2 separate regions of the Homo sapiens genome follow, and region 2 is linked to region 1. Evidence: chromatin loops called from intact Hi-C (ENCODE). Cell type or tissue: Calu3. All regions are shown on one strand. Each heading gives the region's core, and the rest is flanking DNA. Links, peaks and the distances in the headings are about the cores only. Region 1 overlaps CCSER1 (coiled-coil serine rich protein 1). Region 2 overlaps CCSER1 (coiled-coil serine rich protein 1).

The links. A loop is a pair of places that touch in the nucleus more often than their neighbours do. Peaks named below come from ENCODE experiments on the same cell type or tissue, not always from the same donor. Only the 100,000 strongest peaks of a DNase experiment are listed, where the experiment ranks them.
Region 2: a loop joins it to region 1, with 2.4 times the contacts of the local background. A loop is called at or near these places in 1 of 110 quality-filtered maps.

The regions. Positions count from the first base shown.
Region 1 is chr4:91,354,703-91,363,953 of GRCh38, forward strand. All of the region lies in intron 10 of CCSER1 (coiled-coil serine rich protein 1), which reads left to right. Among named protein-coding and RNA genes, the nearest start is that of LNCPRESS2, 920 kb to the right of the region's middle. RefSeq lists an enhancer at 4,436-4,595. In Calu3, for the core only: no CTCF peak of the experiment used is centred there; DNase peaks (open chromatin) are centred at 4,099 and 4,549.
Region 2 is chr4:91,496,869-91,506,119 of GRCh38, forward strand. The region is part of intron 10 of CCSER1 (coiled-coil serine rich protein 1); the gene reads left to right. Among named protein-coding and RNA genes, the nearest start is that of LNCPRESS2, 780 kb to the right of the region's middle. In Calu3, for the core only: a CTCF peak has its summit at 5,698 (motif pointing left); a DNase peak (open chromatin) is centred at 5,673.

The DNA.
Region 1 (9,251 bases), core at 1,571-6,570:
GGAATTCATCAGGAACTGGATCTGTAGGAACTAATTATTGGGCTTCCCATGGCCATTGATCTTCTATTACAGTTTTTCCACAAACATAACATGAAGTGACATTTAGAGACTGGGCTACATGCTCGGCTAATTGCAAAAACAAATTTCTGGTTTTTCCTAGAGTCTCTGGTACTGGCACATTTAGTTTATTACAGAAAGTCTGAAATACTGGTTCTGGAGAGCGTATTTGAACCTCCCATTTCATTAGGATGTTTACACTAGGATCTAGTCCTTTTCCATCAATGCCTAATGATACATATTTTTCTTTATTTTATTTTGGGTCTGAGGGGTTTGTGATTACTAATTTTAAAGGGTTGCAGCTCCCACTCATGCAGGAGGGGCTGCCTTTTCCTTTGCAGAGCCAAACAAGATCTTTTTTTAATCCTCTTTTCAAGTAGCCTAAATGACACAAGACCAGTATTGACACATCTCACATAAATATGATTTTTGACAGATATACTTTTTTTTTTTAACTGTTTAACTTTTTTTTAGTTTACAGAACGGCATCTTATTCCATGCTGCTTACTATCAATAGCAGCACAAGTGTCAAATTTTAAGGTTACATTTTTGGGGGCCCCTCTTTCTTCTGTTCTAGCTATTACCTTACTTGTGTCACCTAGAAAAGGACCAGTCCTTAATTTTATTTTAAAAACTGTGATCGTGGGAGGCTTAAAATGGGTCATAACACACATCAGGTTGGTTATTTCCTGGGCTACATACCTTGGATAGAATAGCATTATACAAACGAGTTTCTTTTAGAGTCCTGGTACACTTATAATAACCATAAAATAATAGGACTGTAGCAATTTTTTGTCCTACCTCAGTGACTTGATGTATATACTGGGAACAGTTCTCAGTCTGACGAAGGTTAGTTGACGTCCTTACTGAAAAAGTCCAAATTTTAAGGAAAATGAGTCCCACAATGAGTTTTCTGATGCATCGGCCATGCGTGGACCAGTCAGCTTCCGGGTGTGACTGGAGCAGGGCTTGTCATCTTCTTTAGAGTCACTTTGCAGGGGCTGGCGAAGCTGCTCCCATCCACGTACAGCTCCCAGTCTACTGATGTGTAAGGGTGGTCTCAGAGGTTGGGCCTACTAGAATAAACAGAGTCTAACACCTCTACACAGTTAATGTTTCACTGGGCTCCCTGATACCAGGAGTAAGGTGGTGGGGTTAGGGTGTTGCAAACTTCAATGGTTATGTGGGGATTTTTGCAGAGCAAGCTTTGGTATCTAGTTAGTCTAACATTCATTGGCTAATGGTGTCCTTTGGTATTTATTAAAATCACCACAGCATGGGGACACTTTATGTTTAGGTTTTGCCCAAGAGTTAGCTTATCTGTTTCTTGTGCTAACAGGTCTGTTGCTACCAGGGCCCTTGGACATGGGGGCCAGTCTTTGGAAACCCCTTCTAGTTGTTTTGAGAGATAGGCCACTGGCCTTGGCCAGGGCCCTACAGTCTGGGTTAAAACTCCAACTGCCATTTTTTCTCTTTCTGACACATAGAGTGTAAAGAGTTTTGTCAGGTCAGGTAGCCTCAGGGCTGGGGCCGACATGCGTTTTTCTTTTTAACTTACGAAAAGCTCGTTGCTGTTGGTTGTAATAGATGTAGTTTATCTAATTTACATTTTTATTGACTGTCATCTACCAAAATATTGACTTAAATCTTACAACTATTTGATTTCAAGCTTTAAATTGATCTGGTATTCCTTGTGGGGCTCCAATTGCATCTAAATAGATGTGAGAGTTGAAAGACCTATAAGGGGCTTCTCTTGCTTTACGATGTCTTATTATTATTTTTTTTCCTCTGGCTGATGAAATGCCAGGGTGAAATGGATAGCCAAATGGACTAAAGCACAAGTGCCACTCTAGTTATTTGGCAGAGTGCCCAGTAAAAGTCCACCACAATACCACCACAAATCCACTCGGGGATGAACAAGGGCTGACTGATTGATAAGCTCTTGAAAATTCCTAAGATCACTGCATCCCTTCAGGTCTCCAAGGAATGCTAAGTCTCCTCCCCTGCCATGAGAGACAAGAAGTGAACTTAGTGTTGGGAGACGGAAGCTGGATGGCCCTCGGGGATGACCTGCAGGGACTTCAGGATACAGCAGAGAGAGCTTGGCATGACTTATTACTCCAGGCTGTAGAATCCTGGAAAACAGCTACCATACAGCCCACGCCTGGTCGACTGAAGGACCACCTTAGTGGAAGGGGGACAATCAGGGTCTCTAACCTGCCAACCTGCCATGTGCACAAGCATAACAGTTGCTTTGTTTAACGTGCGGATGGAATATTTGATCCATTTCATCCAGGCATTTGTATCTTGGTATGCTGTCTTAACTGCCGAAGTTTGTTTTAAGTCTTTAACTTTCTTGATCCTCTAGTAAAATGAATGTTTCCTTTAGCACCTATTTTTATTAGTTTTTAGACCAAAGAAAGCTAAACACCATTTTATATTTAATAATGCTTCTTGTGTGATTTTTATGCCAGATAAGTTAAATTTTACCTTTATATTAGTGTGTTATTAATGTTAAACTTAATTTTAATAAAGCCTTGTAGACATATTTATCCAATTTTTCATGTTTGACCATAAGGTAAGATTTTATAGACTCTTTAATCTTTTATAATTTTTGTTAAAGAGCAGGTTGATGCTTTAAGAAAAACTTGTTGCATTTTTACTTTAATGTCCAGTTCACAGAAAAACTGGATGATATCTTTTTAACTTTAGCTAATATGTTTACACACAGAATTTTCTTTATAATTAACATTTTAAAGCTTGCTTAAACTTTTAAAACAATAATTTTTTTAACCTTTTAATGTAGGTAAAAATCTACATTATTATGCCCCTTTATAATCTTTTTACCAAAGGTATATTTTACTTTTCTTATACACTTCGCACATAAACTGTTTTTTTTAATGGTACTCAGGAGGCCTTATTACTTTTAAATTATACAACATTTTTTGCATACAATTTTTATAACATTTTTTCTTTCATGACTTTCGCCGACAATTTTTCAACATGTCTCAACTTTCTGACTTATTACAAACATTTTTTTTTTCTTTAAACAACCAGTTAATTTATTTCAGGACAAGAATTTACCATATAACACTCTTTTTACCTAAATTCTGCCTGCCCCCCCCCCCTTTTTTTTTTTTTTTTGAAGATAACCATTCCTTTTTTTAAAGCAAACTTTCTTTATGTCTTTGGGACTAAGGCCACAAGATTAGAAGTTACCATAATACATGTTACACTGTTAACTTTTAGCAAACTTCACTTTTGTTGAAAACCTTGTAAGTTTGGGATTTCAATTATCCTTTGCTATTAATAAGACCTTGTTTAGTCTAAATTAACTTACAATTGGTTTAGATGGCCTTTTTTTCTCTCTGCTGGTCTTTCCTTTTCTCTCTGCTGCCTCTGCCAGCTGCTTATACTGCTGTTCTTTTAACTACTGTGGGGAGGAAAGGGGGTCTAAAACCAGCTGTTACTGTCTGTGTACGGAAACTGGTCTGGGTGCTTTGGCTTACAGGTTACCTTGTGCCATACCTTTGAAACAAGGGACCTGTCCAGGCTTCCTCAATTCTTTCTTGAATTTTTTTTTTTTTAACATAGTTCCCAGTGGGGTGGGCTTACTTTGTGCCTGACCCACGTTGTTTTTTTTTTTTTTTTCCCGAGACAAAATACCACACTCACACCACACATACCACAAGACAAAGAACAGGTAAAGAGGGCACACACACACTTCTACCGTTTATACCAAACCAAAATCATGAAATTCAAAATCCAAGTATCAAAAAATTCCAGCCAAGTCAAAACCAAAACCAAAGTATCCAGCAATTCAAGTCAAGTCAAAACCAGAACAAGAGTGCCAATGCAGGCACGCTGTGGGTGATCAGGCCACGCTTCCACTCAGATGGAGTGAGGCAAGTTCCAAAGACTAGTCTTACCAAGTTTCAGATGTCCGGACTCCAAGTGCCAGTTCCTTCCTGGTGTTCAGCCACTGTGTTAATCCTCCTCGGGGGCCTGCTATGTGCGCTGCTCTGGCGAGGTGTTCCACTGGGGCAGTTTCCTACCCGGGAGCGCTCTTTGGATCACGTCACTCAGGCTGGCTGGAGTCCCCCTCAGGGATGCTCCACAGGGCAGGCTTAAGTCACCTAAGGGGCTGCCTCAGCTATCCATCAGTCACCTCGCTTCCCAGTCAGGGAACCAAGAAATGTAGCAGGACGAGCCGCAGACAAAACCTCTCAGACACCGAGTTGTAGAAGGAAGGGCTTTATTCAGCTGGGAGCATCGGCAAGCTACTGCCTTAAAATCCGAGTTCCCCAAATGCACAATTTCTGTCCCTTTTAAGGGCTCACAACACTAAAGATTTCACATGAAAGGGTCGTGATTGATTTGAGCAAGCAGGTGGTATGTGACAGGGGCTGCATGCACCAGTGGTCAGAGAGATACAGAACAGGGCAGGGAGTTTCACAATGCTCTACTATACAATGTCTGTAATCTATGAATAACATTGGTTTCTAAGTTATGAGTTGATTTTTAACTACTGGGTTTAGGCCAGGCAGGCCCAGGCCTGGTTTCAGGCCTGGCGCCAGGCTGCCTGTCTTTGGTTTTACTTCCTTGTTGTTTTTCCTTAAAACAGGTACTGAGTATAAAGCAACGTAAAACAATATGAGAGGGTCTCTCTCTTACCTCAATCTCATGTGGAAAACAGTGACTGATAAACTTATGATGGCAAAAGCTGCTACCTATTAAAATTATATGAACATAATGTTATTTTAGAGTAGTTTAATTTTCATTTTTAGGTAAATTCAAACTAGCTTGTGAGGTATTGCTTCTTATTAACAGAAGATAACAACAATATCTCAAGCGATTAGTATCTCAGATCTCATAATTTGGTTGATAAAGGGGTTTCAGGAGAGAAAAGGATATTGAAAAAGGGCTAAGCAATCTTGCGTTGCTGTAGTGAAACAAAGGCAAACATAATTTTGATTTTTTTTAAGAAAATTACATGATGCTGAGTATTGGTGCATAATTTCACGTCCAGCAGTAATCGTTAACAAGAGCAGTTGTCATAGGAATACCAGCAGTGGTGTGGCAGAGGTGGTGGTGGTAATTTTAGTGCAGATAGAAAGCCTTAAAGGAACACCATCTATGTGACAGCCACAGTGCCAAGTGTGACTTGCATTATCTCTTTTATTTTGGCAAACAGATATTAAGGTGAGGGTCAATATTATCCCTGCAAGGTTAGGTTTACACAATTATAAAATTTCAAAGCTGAGATTCAAACTCAGTTGCGTCTCATCCCACAATCCAAGCTATTTTTAAGGGGGGAAATAACATTCATTATGATTAATGGTAGTGTGGCACCATATAGTTCAAAATTTGAAATTGAAAGAGTATTTAGAAATCCTGAGTTTTAGGGTTGACTCTGCTATGCTATAAAATTGATGTGTGGGAAAGATACTTCTGTTCCCCGAGTCTGCAAATGAGCATACCAATGCCATTTTTCTTCCAGATTTGTTCTGGTAAACACATGATTGCATAAAAATAATATGAAAAAAAGATCTACTAAAAATTGATTTAAACTGTGTAGACATTAAGAGAGCTCTTATAAAATGCTATTCACTACATTATGAACTGGGAATAAAACTAATAGTTAAGACACAAACCTTCAAATGTCAAAAAAAAATTGGGGTCCATACAACTGTACAAGAAAAAATCTGAGTACATTATGCATCCATTCATGTTTAATGATTGTAGTAGACATCTGTAATTTTTACCCATTAAGCCAGCCTCCTAGTAAGAGACCCATCTCTTCCCCAATCCCAGATCCCTGTGTTTTGGATAGGATGCCTTCCATCCTTTGTGTCCAAGGATAGACCCTATAGCTCGAGCTCAGCCAACAAGACAGCCATAACCACAGTAACTGATGTAGAAGAAGGTTTATGGCACAAGCCTAGGTGAAAAAACAGAGAGAGAGAGAAAGAGAGAGAAAGGATGCTACATTTGACACATTTTTTCCAACTTTTCTTCTTTATTGGATGTCTCATTTATATGAGCCAGCAAATTCCTGTCTATTGAAAGCTAGGTTGCACTGGTTTTCTCTTACCTGTAGTTAAGAATGCAAATCAGTAATAGGATGGAGGAGGTTATAAATGAGCCAGGATTTTGAATATGCCAGGAAGACTGATTTAGACAGTGTAGTTATGTGAACTCCTTTGAGATAAAAAGCTGAGCTTGGAGTCAATGAAATTCTTCAGCTTTCATAAGATGGTAGGTATTTAAATAAGGTCTTGAAGAGTTAAATCTAAATAGATGAAACCAAAGTTATCACAGAGGGGGAGGAAATGGCCTTTTTTTTAGTCTAGCAGATGCTAGACCAGAAATAAATATTTCACATATATGTTTTATTAGCTAAAGGATGTGTTTTGTTATTATTATTCTTGGTCATTAATTTCACAGAAACATATATTAAGGTATTCATTAAATCTCAAAGGTTTAAGGAATTTTGGTTCCTTTTATGGTCCAGCACAAATTATGAAGAAAGGTGACATGATGTGAATTTTACTTTAGGAAGAAAATACCAACAGCAGAAAGATGGACTGGAGGCATGAGAAAGCAGAGAAAAAGAATCAGCTGGAAGCTTTTAAATTTAGTTAACTTAAATTTTTTTTGGACACAGAAAGACTTTCTGAAGTAGGAGATGATTAGAGTCTTAACTAATGTAATAATAATGGGAATGGATGAAAGTAAAACAATATGTGACAGGCATTGTGGAGGTAGAATAGACAGGATGTGAGAAATAAAAAGCTGTAAGTTATAATGGAGATGAAGTAGTCAATATGTTTCCATTGGGATTTCAAAGAGTGGAGGGAGAGACTTATTAACAGAGACTGCAAGTAGAGAATAATCATTATATTAGCAAGTAAGAGCGAAATCTATGAAGACACTAATTAATTTAGTTTGAAGACATGTCTTTGAGATACGGAAGTGTTTTTGCTATGAAGACCATTAGATATTTATGCATTAGTTCAAAAAATATGTATTGAACACCTAACTATGGCCTAACTACTGTACTAGACAACTTTCCTGCTTTTGTGGACCCTATATTGTAAAAGTTGGCTGCAATTAAATGAATGTATACTCTATATGAGGTGGTACAAAAATATACAAAGAAAAATAAAATGGGGAGGGTATTTGGCGCTATTTTACAATCTTGGTTACAAAAAACCTCTCTGAGCAGATATCTGAAGAAACTGAGGGAGAAAACCATAAGGATATGTGGGCAGGTAAAAGAAAGCAATGAAGGCCCTGCACGGAAGGGACATATTTGAGAGACTGCAAGGGGTCAAGTGTGGCTGCAGAGAAGGAATCTAGGGAAGATAAGGTCAGAGAGATAGAATGCCTTGAAAATTCTAGACTGGTGGCCCAGAAAACGATCTTGAGATTATGGCAAAGATTGTAGTTGTTTTCCAGAAACAATTCTTCCCCTTTTTGGTAGTAGTAGATATTTTAGCTGAGCCTGTAGTGTCTGAGAGTGAAGATTACCTTGAAGCCATGTGGCCATGTGAGTAGGAGTATGGGGCTGAAAGCTCACTTAAGTTATTGATGGTCTGTTTCATTTACCCTTCTATTCCTTGCTCTTTCCTCACACACATACACACACACAATGTAGGATCTCTGAGTCCAGATATTGGAAGACTTTTTTTGAGCACAGCCACCTTACTAGTTTATATATGTATAAGAAAGAAACATATTTTATTTAAAGTCCAAAATATTTTGCTTTTTATATTACCCTTTCTACTACTCACAGTTTAATGCTAATTAATGCAGGAAGTATGGTTGTAAGGCTTGTAGGGGCTAAGGCTATCTGAGTTTATGTGATTGCTCACAGAGAGCATATAGATTGAGATGGCATCTAGAGTGGAAACTTTACAAGTATGCAGAGCCGTGAATACATTTTCCTCATCTTCCTCCTTTTTTTGTTTTTTCTAAGTAGGTAAAATCTGATTCTCTAAGACCTAGCTCAAATATAACTGTCTTTGTGAAACTACTAGTAATAAAAGCTCATCCTGTTTCTCTTCAAAAAGCAGAATTACTTGCTTTGCCATGTTCTCCCTCTGCTCTACCTCTTACTATTTTGTCTCATGTTGTATTTATGTACATGTACCACTCCTTGAATACAGGGTGAACTCCTGAAAAAGCCTGTTACCCTTAACATTTTAAACAAACAATCCAAGCTCAGTTTCAGACCCTCATTGTATCCATCCTGGATTGCTGGCTTAGGCTCCCAAGGGATCTTCATTTGCCTCATTTTCTTTTTCTTTTTTGTCCACAAGAAACTCTCTTACAAATTTTCATTCGTGAGTCATTTCCTCAAAAAACAAAAAACAAAAACAAAACAAACAAAGAAACAAAAAAACAGGGTAGATAAAATACTGTCATCTGGACCCCATATTTCTAGCGTAATGCTTTTGAGTTACAAGTCTATAAAATCATTGAAGAAAAGACCTATAGTTTACGTCTAGCAGATTAATTCATAATAAATTTTTGTTAAATTGAATTGGAAGTAGAAGTAATCTAGATTGATTGAAGCATAGGATGGAGATATTTTGTGTGTGTGTGTGTGTGTGTGTGTGTGTGTGTGAGACAAAAATACAGGGAAAAGAAGACATAAAATATGAAGATGCCAACAACAGCTAAGGAAAAAACTGTTGAAACAGCTGATTCAGTAACTAAACTGGCTTGTCAAGGAATAACTGAAACACAAGGAGAAGGCAGCTGTTTCTACTGTAGTGTCCTCTGTTTTCTCCCCTTTTCCTTCTGTCTGTCTCTAATGAAGTAAAGCTACATAAATATGGCACATAGCAGTGTATGTCAAATAGTGCTCAATAAAATATCTCCAGTTAGAGCTTTTGGTGAACAAGTCTTGAAAGATATTTGCATCATTTTCTTTGATTAAAGAGTCAGTGATTTTATTGAACACATTAATTTAGATATGTGTACCTATTCTTTGATCAAGATCTTATTACTATATTTATTTCTGTATCAGGAGTACTTTTTCAGTTCAGAAACAACCCTTTTTCATTTTCAATTTAGGGAACATTACTTTTAGTTTGAGGTTTATATGACTTTGGATGAAGACAGTGCTGTCACAAATGAGACTCTAACTGTAGCCCATGGATTTGGATCTTTAGTCTATTGTATTG
Region 2 (9,251 bases), core at 2,784-7,783, 140 kb after region 1:
TATATATTCAATTCAAATACATATTCCAAACTAAATTTGCAGGAAAGCCTATTTGAAGTATGCACTTTTGGGAATGAAATTATAAAACAGAAGGTTGCATAGACTTATCGATGTTCTTCTCCATCCTGACCATTCTTACTGCTATTCTTTTCTGTATTAGATTCAAACTTGATCTCTCCACAGATGGTCTTAGGGATAGCATATTATGCTAATTAAAGATACACACTCTGAAGTTAAGTTGCCTGGGCTTAAATCCCAGATTTCCATTTACTCACTATTTGTGCTTGATCAAGTTTCTTAACCCCTTTGAGGCCTTAGGTTCCTCCTATAAATTATGATTAAAATAAGAATAGTTACCTCATGAAGCGGTTTTGAAAATTAAATGATGTAAAAAAAGCGTTTAGAACAGTATGAACACTTCTGCTAAGTCTATATGCTGATCACAAGTCTTAGTACAGTTCTAATATTACTGGTTTACATTTCTAAAAAAAATACTGGTGCTAAGATGTCCACATTTTTATTTTTAGGGAAGAGAAATCAATATCTAGCATTGGCAAATACTGAAAATAGAGAAATGAAATGTTAATAAAACAAAAATTCCTGTGATATAGATTATTTAATCTGTAATGTTTAACATTTCATATAAAAGAGCTAAATTTGATTCTTCTGATTATGAAATGATAACTATGGCTTTACAAGAGTTTTTGAAGGATGCTATAATAAACAATATTTTAAAGGAGTTACCGTGTTCAGTAATCTATGCTAATTTTTAAGAGATTTTAAAGCTAGAGATAAGGAACACGTGTATTAAAATCGAAATTAGGATAGGATAGGTTTTCTTCAGTTTGACTTTGTTTTTTAAAAAGACAAAACAGATGTATAGTATTCACTATTATATCAATCTTTAAAAAGTTATTAGTGACAGGACCAGTAAGACTAAATGAACTGATATTTAATGTTTTATGATGTACTATTTAAAGAAAAACTGTGTGAATTTTTCTTTAACCTCTAGAAGTATCTTTGCCCCACAATCCTCCCCAACCCTAACATGTGAAAGAGGTAATTTAAGTATTGAGCATTACACTTTATTGTGTGGATTACTGCAATTAACTGTGCATCTCCAAGCAACATATAGCCATTGTGCAAAACCACTGTGAACAGATGATACATTAAGAAGCACAGCTTCGCTGTGCATCCGGCCCTTGATATTGAGAAATACAGCGGTTCAGATGGAATATGCAAATAGAAAATCGACCCAAGGTCAGAGTGAGAAAGGCAAAATGACAATCTTTGCTGGTTTCAGAATGAGAAATCCATTTCTGCTGCAAAATAAAGGTTGAAGAAAATCAGTAAAAGAAAATTTAGATATTTCACTTCTCCTTTCTTCTTTAGCTGGAAAGTAATTCAGTAATTTTTGCCAGTACAGAGAAAAGGAAGAATTAGTTACACTGTATATTATCCCTCCGGGATAACTTTACACTTTTATTTCCTAACATTTTTCCCTTTATATTTACTCTAATAAGAGAAAATGGTGTGTAGTTGATAGAAAATCACTCCTGAGTTTATCCATCGTCTTTGTTCTATTTATGCTTTTTTTTTTAATTTTCAGGGTGACCTTGAGAATGTACATTTTTCTGCACTTCTCTTTCTCCATCTTAAATAAGTGTAATAATAATTGATAAATATTATGTTCTTAATTTTCCTGGAGGATTAAAAATAGTAATAATTAATAGGTTTATTTATCTAAATAAACTTTATAATTTTATTTCTCTTTTTTATTTTGTAGTCACCTTAGGTGCAGAGGAATTATCTGATCATATTTCTGTTGATGGCACATGGCACACTATCCTCATGCCATTCTTTTTCTTATCATGTTTATTATAATATCCACTTCTCTTTTTATGCACTTTTCTCATAAGTTTGATAAATGTGTTATGATGAGTATGTATCACATAAAATATGTCCCATTAAATAAGTTCTGAATGCTTAATTTATATAACTACAATACAGTTATACATTTCATATTGCTTATACATGCAACCATGTACAATATCCATTGTACATATCCAGCATAATTTACTTATTATGTTAATAATGTTGTCTCCACTCTCCTAGATCACCTGCAATTGTCTGTTACTGCAAACAATGCCAAGATAACATCCTGGTATATGTGCCCTTCTATACTTATGCAGGAATTTCTCTAGGCTTAAACCCATGAATGGAAAGGCTGGGTCAAATGTTATGTTTCATTTCATTTTGTTGCATTTTATTTAATTTCAAGATATATTTTATTTAATTTAATGCACTACATTTTCATTTAGGGAATTGATGTTTGTATTCACAAATTTAGATAATTAGTATTTTGGGGTTTTGTTTTCTTCTGATTACTATGTAGTTACTATGTATTTTGAAGTTTCCAGATATGTGGAGATTTATTCACTTTAAGCAACTTTATTTTTAAAGCACTTTTTAGTTTACAGCAAAATTAGGCAGAAGGTGCAGAGATTTCCCATATAATCCCTGCCCCTACACGTGCACAGCCACCCCACTGTGGACATCCTGTAACACAGTGGTACATTTGTTACCATCAATAAACCTACTCTGATACATCATCATTATCCAAAATACATAGTTTACACTAGCATTCATTCTTGGTGGTGCAGATTCTGTGGGTTTAGACAAACGTATGACAATTATCCACCATTTTAATATCATACAGAATAGGTTTACGCTCTAAGAGTCCTCTGTGGTCTGCCTATTCATCTCTCCTTTCCCCCTAATCTTTGACAGCCACTGATCCTTTTACTGTTTCTATAGTTTTTACTTTTCCAAAATGTCATATAATTGAAATAATATACTATGTAGTCTTTTCAGATTGGCTTCTTTCACTTGGTAATGGGCATTTAAATTTCCTCCATGTTTCTTCATGGCTTGGTGGCTCATTCATTTGTGTTTAGTGATGAATAATGTTCCCTTTCTGGATGTGCTACAGTTTATCTGTTCATCTACTGAAGAACATCCTGATTACTTCCTAGTTTGGCAGTTATGAATAAAGCAGTTATAAATATCAATGTATAGGTTTCTGAGTGCATATATATTTCAATTAATTTGGTAAAAATCAATAAGTGCAATTCCTAAACCTTATCGTAAGAGTATATTTAGTTTTTTAAGAAATTGCCAAATTGTCTTCCAAAGTGGCAGTGCCATTTTGTATTTACACCAGCATTGAATAAGAGGTCCTGTTATTCCATATCCTCATCAACATTTTGTGTTGTAGGCGTTTTGGATTTGGCCACTCTATTAAGTGTGTAGTAGTATCTCATTGTTGTTTCAATTTGCAATGCCCTAATGACATAATATTGAACATCATGTCATATGCTTACTTGCCATCTCTAGATCCTCTTTTATGAGTTATCTCCTCAGGTCTTTTGCCCATCTTTAAAATCAGGTTATTTGATTTCTTATTGTTGAGTTTTAAGAGTTATTTATATATTTTGGATAAGTCCTTTACCAGATACATCTGCAAATATTTTCTCCTGGTATATGACTTGGCTTCTCATTTTCTTGTTGTGAAGTCTTAAGCTATATTCTTCATAATTTCATTTATTTTTTCCAGAGACCATAGTAAATAATATAGTTCTTTTTCATTTTATTGATTCTTCTTTTGTAGCTTTGACTACAGTCAATTTTTGTGAATGTTTCATGGGTGCTTGAAAATATCTTTTGCTTTGAACAGGAATGTAAAGGATAGCATAGGCTCTGAAATTCAGAATAACTGATTATAAAACTATTTTGCCTTTTCTTTTGAGCAACCTTGGGAAACTTACTCAAACATTTTGTGCTTAGATTTTCCACATGAAAAATGTAGATAACAATAAAACACTCCATCAGTTATTTTTTATTATTATTTCAAAAGCTTTTTGGGAAACAGGTGGTGTTTGGTTACATGAATAACTTATTTAGTGGTGATTTCTAAGATTTGAACTGATAATTAAATGAATTAATGTATGTTAGGTACTTACCCAGTGCCTGAGAAAAAGTGTTAGATACTTACAATTATTATTTGTTAGTTTGAAGTAATTGTGAAATTCATTACATTTCTATACCTTTTATGTTTTTTCTACTGGACTATCAGTTTCTGATAATGATATATTAAATGCCCTTAATAATTATAGATTAGTTGTTCTATTTATATTAATATAGTCTGACCCTATATTATTAGATGTATATCAAGCTGAAAATATTATATTAATCAATTTTTATTTTACTAGGATATAACATGTCACATTGTCAAGACACTTGGATAGTTTTTGCTTGTTTTCTTTTGCATTAAATAATTATTTGATTAGAAAATTAACATCTAGAATTTCTTTTTATTTATGATCCCATTCCTTTTTGTTGTTGTTGATTTAAGCCTCCTTCTGATTTAAATGTTGCTTATGTTCACAACATTAATCTTATTTTTTCCAGTTAGAAAATCTGTAATTGTAATTGGTTTAACCATTTACATTTATTGTAGTAACTAATATATTAGGATAGTTTCTGCCATCTTATTATCTATTTATTCACATTTCTTGTCTTCCATTTGACATTTTACATTTACTTCTGCTAATTTAAAGAGTTACATAATCCATTCATATTCTTTTAATTATTACCCCTAATATAATAGGACAGGTATTTATTTGTATCTTTTCACTTATTCCTTATGTTTATCAATAACTTTAATTTCTCCTTGCATAAAAATTGTAGTTTCACATACTTATCTGCCCTATTCTCCTTTTTTCTGTACCTATACTTCTGCTTTTAACATGTTATTTTTTCCTAGAATTATTTTTACCTTTTATCTTTCATCATTTGTGTTAGATAACAACATCAACAAGAAACTACTAACTAAATTATATATTAGTAAGAGAACTCAATTTGGGCATGTCATAAAAGAAACATGAAATGAAAAATTAAAACATGAGAATTTCCCACTTTTATGTAGCCAAGTAAACCCATTACTTACATATATTCAAAATAAATAATAACTGGTTCTTAAGTAAGCACAATTGACAGCATCACTTATCATACACAGTTCATCTTAGATTTACCTGGGTTGTCCATTTGTGTTAGTTAATTGGCTTTAGACAAAGGAAAAATAAAACTTACTAATGATAAAAGATTGTATTGCGACTTAGAACAAGGTGTCCACCAAAGTTAGGCTCCTGTCCTCCCACAGAAACTGGTATACAGGAGTGCTAACTCCTTTGATGTTTACAGTTCAAGGAGAGGACTGCCAGGGCTTTGAGGAAAGCATTCCTGGAACATGAAGTTGACAAAAGGACTACCTAGTTTTAAAAAGATTTCTTATTAAAGAGAGGAGAAAGTACTTACAAGTTTCCTAAAGTAAATACTCTGAGAAAAGGGAAGGACAACTCTCTTCCTTTGTTTTATCAGGAAGAATTAAGCCTCTCATTTTTAATTATTATTTATCCTTACAATACATAGTGTAGAGCATGCTCATTTCATCCTATATTAAGTGAAAAAAATTTGAAAATTAATGAAATTAAATCAAACATATTCTTGGCATATAATAATAATATCATCAACAACAAGAAGCAGCAGCAGCATTTCTTGTTTTCCAAGCCTCAGGTATTTTAACTCATTTAATCACACCACAATCCTATGAAGTACTCCATTACCACCCCCTGGTGGAGTTGATGAAGTTGAAGCACTAAAAGACCTCTTCTAACTGCAGCAGGTCTCATTTGCCAATTATTCATCATTAAGCCATCCTTAATTATTGCCATCACAGACCTAATGTGAATCTGTTTCATCATTGTTAAAGAATGAAATAATTTCTCAGTTTTATTTTTCTTTTTTGTTTGTGGTAAAATGAATATAGAAAACATATCTACTCTTGTTTTTCACTGACACACAAGTGCTCCAAACAGTGCCTGACTTGTAGTAGGAGTTTAATAAGTATTTGAGAAATGAATGAGATGACTTAATGTAGTCTTAACATATATTCAAATTGCAGACCGTCATTGGCCATGCTTTTAAAATCAAAATATATTTATAGCCTGCATTTTCATTTAGGTGTTCTGAAATAAATTATAATATTTTGAATTAATATGCTATTGAATTCCACTAAAAAAAATTTTACTTTTAAATCTTTGTTTGTGGGAAACTTGTATAAGAAAGATTTGCAGCCAGGCACGGTGGCTCACGCCTGTAATCCCAGCACTTTGGGAGGCCGAGGCGGGCGGATCACGAGGTCAGGAGATCGAGACCATCCTGGCTAACATGGTGAAACCCCGTCTCTATTAAAAATAGAAAAAATAAGCTGGGCGTGGTGGCGGGCGCCTGTGGTCCCAGCTACTCGGGAGGCTGAGGCAGGAGAATGGAGTGAACCCGGGAGGCGGAGCTTGCAGTGAGCCAAGATGGTGCCACTGCAGTCCAACCTGGGAGAAAGAGCGATACTCCATCTCAAAAAAAAAAAAAAGAAAAAAAGAAAGATTTCCATATTTTCAATGGCTATATGTGCTGTAGAAAGGGAAATTTGAGAAAATATTAGAAATAAAGTAAATTATTGAACTGTGGTTCAATCTGTGTATTTTTAGAATAAATGTGAGAAATGTCAGTGAAGAAAATACTGTTAATTTTGATGAATTTAAAGCATGGTAAATCACTGGCTTGTGGATATGTGTTCCTGTCTGGGGTCTTTTGGAAATTATTTGTTTTGAGCTAAAAAATGTTAAAAGGAGCAGTATCTAAACTTTTACTCATAAGCCCGGAACACAAAGGCTCTGGGGAATCAATCAAACATGTTTACTCTTAAAATATTATTAAGATTAATATGTGCGTAAAAAAACTTTTAATAAAGTTTACAATTTAGACCAGAACTTGAGAATAATTATATCCAGATGACTTAAAAGTCACAGAAAAGGTTGCTATAACATAAAGTTCAGTAGTTTTTCTCTAGCTCCTTAGTGGTTAAATATGGAGACATGATTATATTAACTATTTTCAAAAGTTTCTTGAATCCTTGTCATTGGCGGGGTATAATGGAGTTTAATAAGTACCACTAAATTGCATGAACACATTGGATTTATCTCAGAGAGGATTCTTATATTCTTTTATTACTGTCTACTCTGCATACATAAGTCCTTTTTATTTACTTATCAATAGAAATTAAATCACATTGAAGTGTTGGATTATAAATGCACAGGATCACAACTGAAGGACTACATGTCACAGAAAAATTGTAAGTATGGTTTCAAGAAATATGAAAGTACAACAGACACAATACTGTATGGCAGATTACTATTAAACTTTTAGCCTAGGATGATACATGATTTATTTTTGGGAAAAGGGTATACATTTGAGAGTCAAAAGAATTGTTGTATCTAAGTGAAACTTTATTAACTATGCTGTAAAATGTGGAAGCACCAGGTACTAATTGTTTTCCCTAATCTGATTTTTTTCCACCTATTGACCATTTTCCAAAAAATTCTAAAATTTCCTAAGTTGACAGAATGAAATGAAAGCATAATAGGAGGTATAGGACTTATCCCAGACAAGATTAGTCTTATGTTGCCTACAAACAACATTTGAGTGTCTTAATTGTTATGCTGGCCTTTAATTCATAAGAAACAGAAAGCACTTGTAGATGAACAATATTATAGAAATTTCATTATATCATCACATATCACATATGGTTTTATTAAAATAATACTAGATAATAATTTTATTGTACTTTATCATTGACATCATTAAGGATAAATTGCAAAACTATCATAATTTTTAAATTTGACACATTTTTATTTCAAAAGTCAGATTCTTATGTTTCTTATTACCTATTTTAATAGTTATTTAGCCAATAGACCATTATGAATACAACCAAACAAAACATGACTAAATATGAATATATTTTAAAATGCTAACAGTCAAAATAATTATGGTGAGAAGGAGTGTTCACTTGAGTGATAAACCAAGTGAATAAATTACTAGCATGCCCATCTGATTTTTGACATTTATTTCCTTTGTTCACTTTGTCTTTTTACCTCTCAAATTATTTTATTCTTTAAAAAAATTATTTTAAGTTCCTGGGTACATGTGCAGGATGTACAGGTTTGCTATATGGGTAAACATGTGCCATGGTGATTTGCTGCACCTATCAACCCATCACCTATGTATTAAGCCCTGCATGCATTAGCTATTTATCCTGATGCTCTCCCTTCCCCTACCCCACTGACAGGCCCCAGTGTGTGGTGTTCCCTTCCCTGTGTCCATGTGCTCTCATCGTTCAGCTTCTCCCACTTTTAAGTGAGAACATACAGTGTTTGGTTTTCTGTTCCTCTTGTTTGCTGAGGATAACGACTTCCAGCTCTATCCACATCCCTGCAAAGGAAATGATCTCATTGCTTTTTATGGCTGCATAGTATTCATGGTGTATATGTACCACATTTTCTTTAATCAGTCTATCATCTATTGATGGGCATTTAGGTTGATTCCATGTCTTTGCTAATGTGAATAGTGCTGCAATGAACATATGCGTGCATGTATCTGTATAATAGAATGAATTATATTCCTTTGGGTATATACCCAGTAATGGGATTGCTAGGTCAAATGATATTTCTGGTTCTAGTTCTTTGAGGAATTACCACACTATCTTTCAAAATGGATGAACTAATTTACATTCCCACTGACAGTGTAAAAACATTCCTATTTCTCCACAGCCTTGCCAACATTTGTTGTTTCATAACTTTTTAGTAATCACCATTCTGACTGACATGAGATGATATCTCATTCTCGTTTTGATTTGCAGTTATCTAATGATCAGTGATGCTGAGCTTATTTTCATGTTTGTTGGTGCATGAATGTGTTCTTTTGAGAAGTGTCTCTTCATGTCCTTTGCTCACTTTTTAATGGGGTTATTTGTTTTGTTTCTTGTAAATTTAAGTTCTGTATAGATTCTAGATATTAGAACTTTGTCAGATGGATAGATTGCAGAAAGTTTCTCCCATTCTGTGGGTTGTCTGTTCACTCTGATGATAGTTCCTTTTGCTGTGCAGAAGCTCTTTAATTAGATCCCATTTGTCAATTTTTGCTTTTGTTGCAATTGCTTTTGATGTTTTTGTCATGAAATCTTTGCCCATGCCTATGTCCTGAATGGTATTGCCTAGATTTTCTTCTAGGGTTTTATAGCTTTGGGTTTTACACTTAAGTCTTTAATTCATCTTGAGTTAATTTTTGTATAAGGTGTA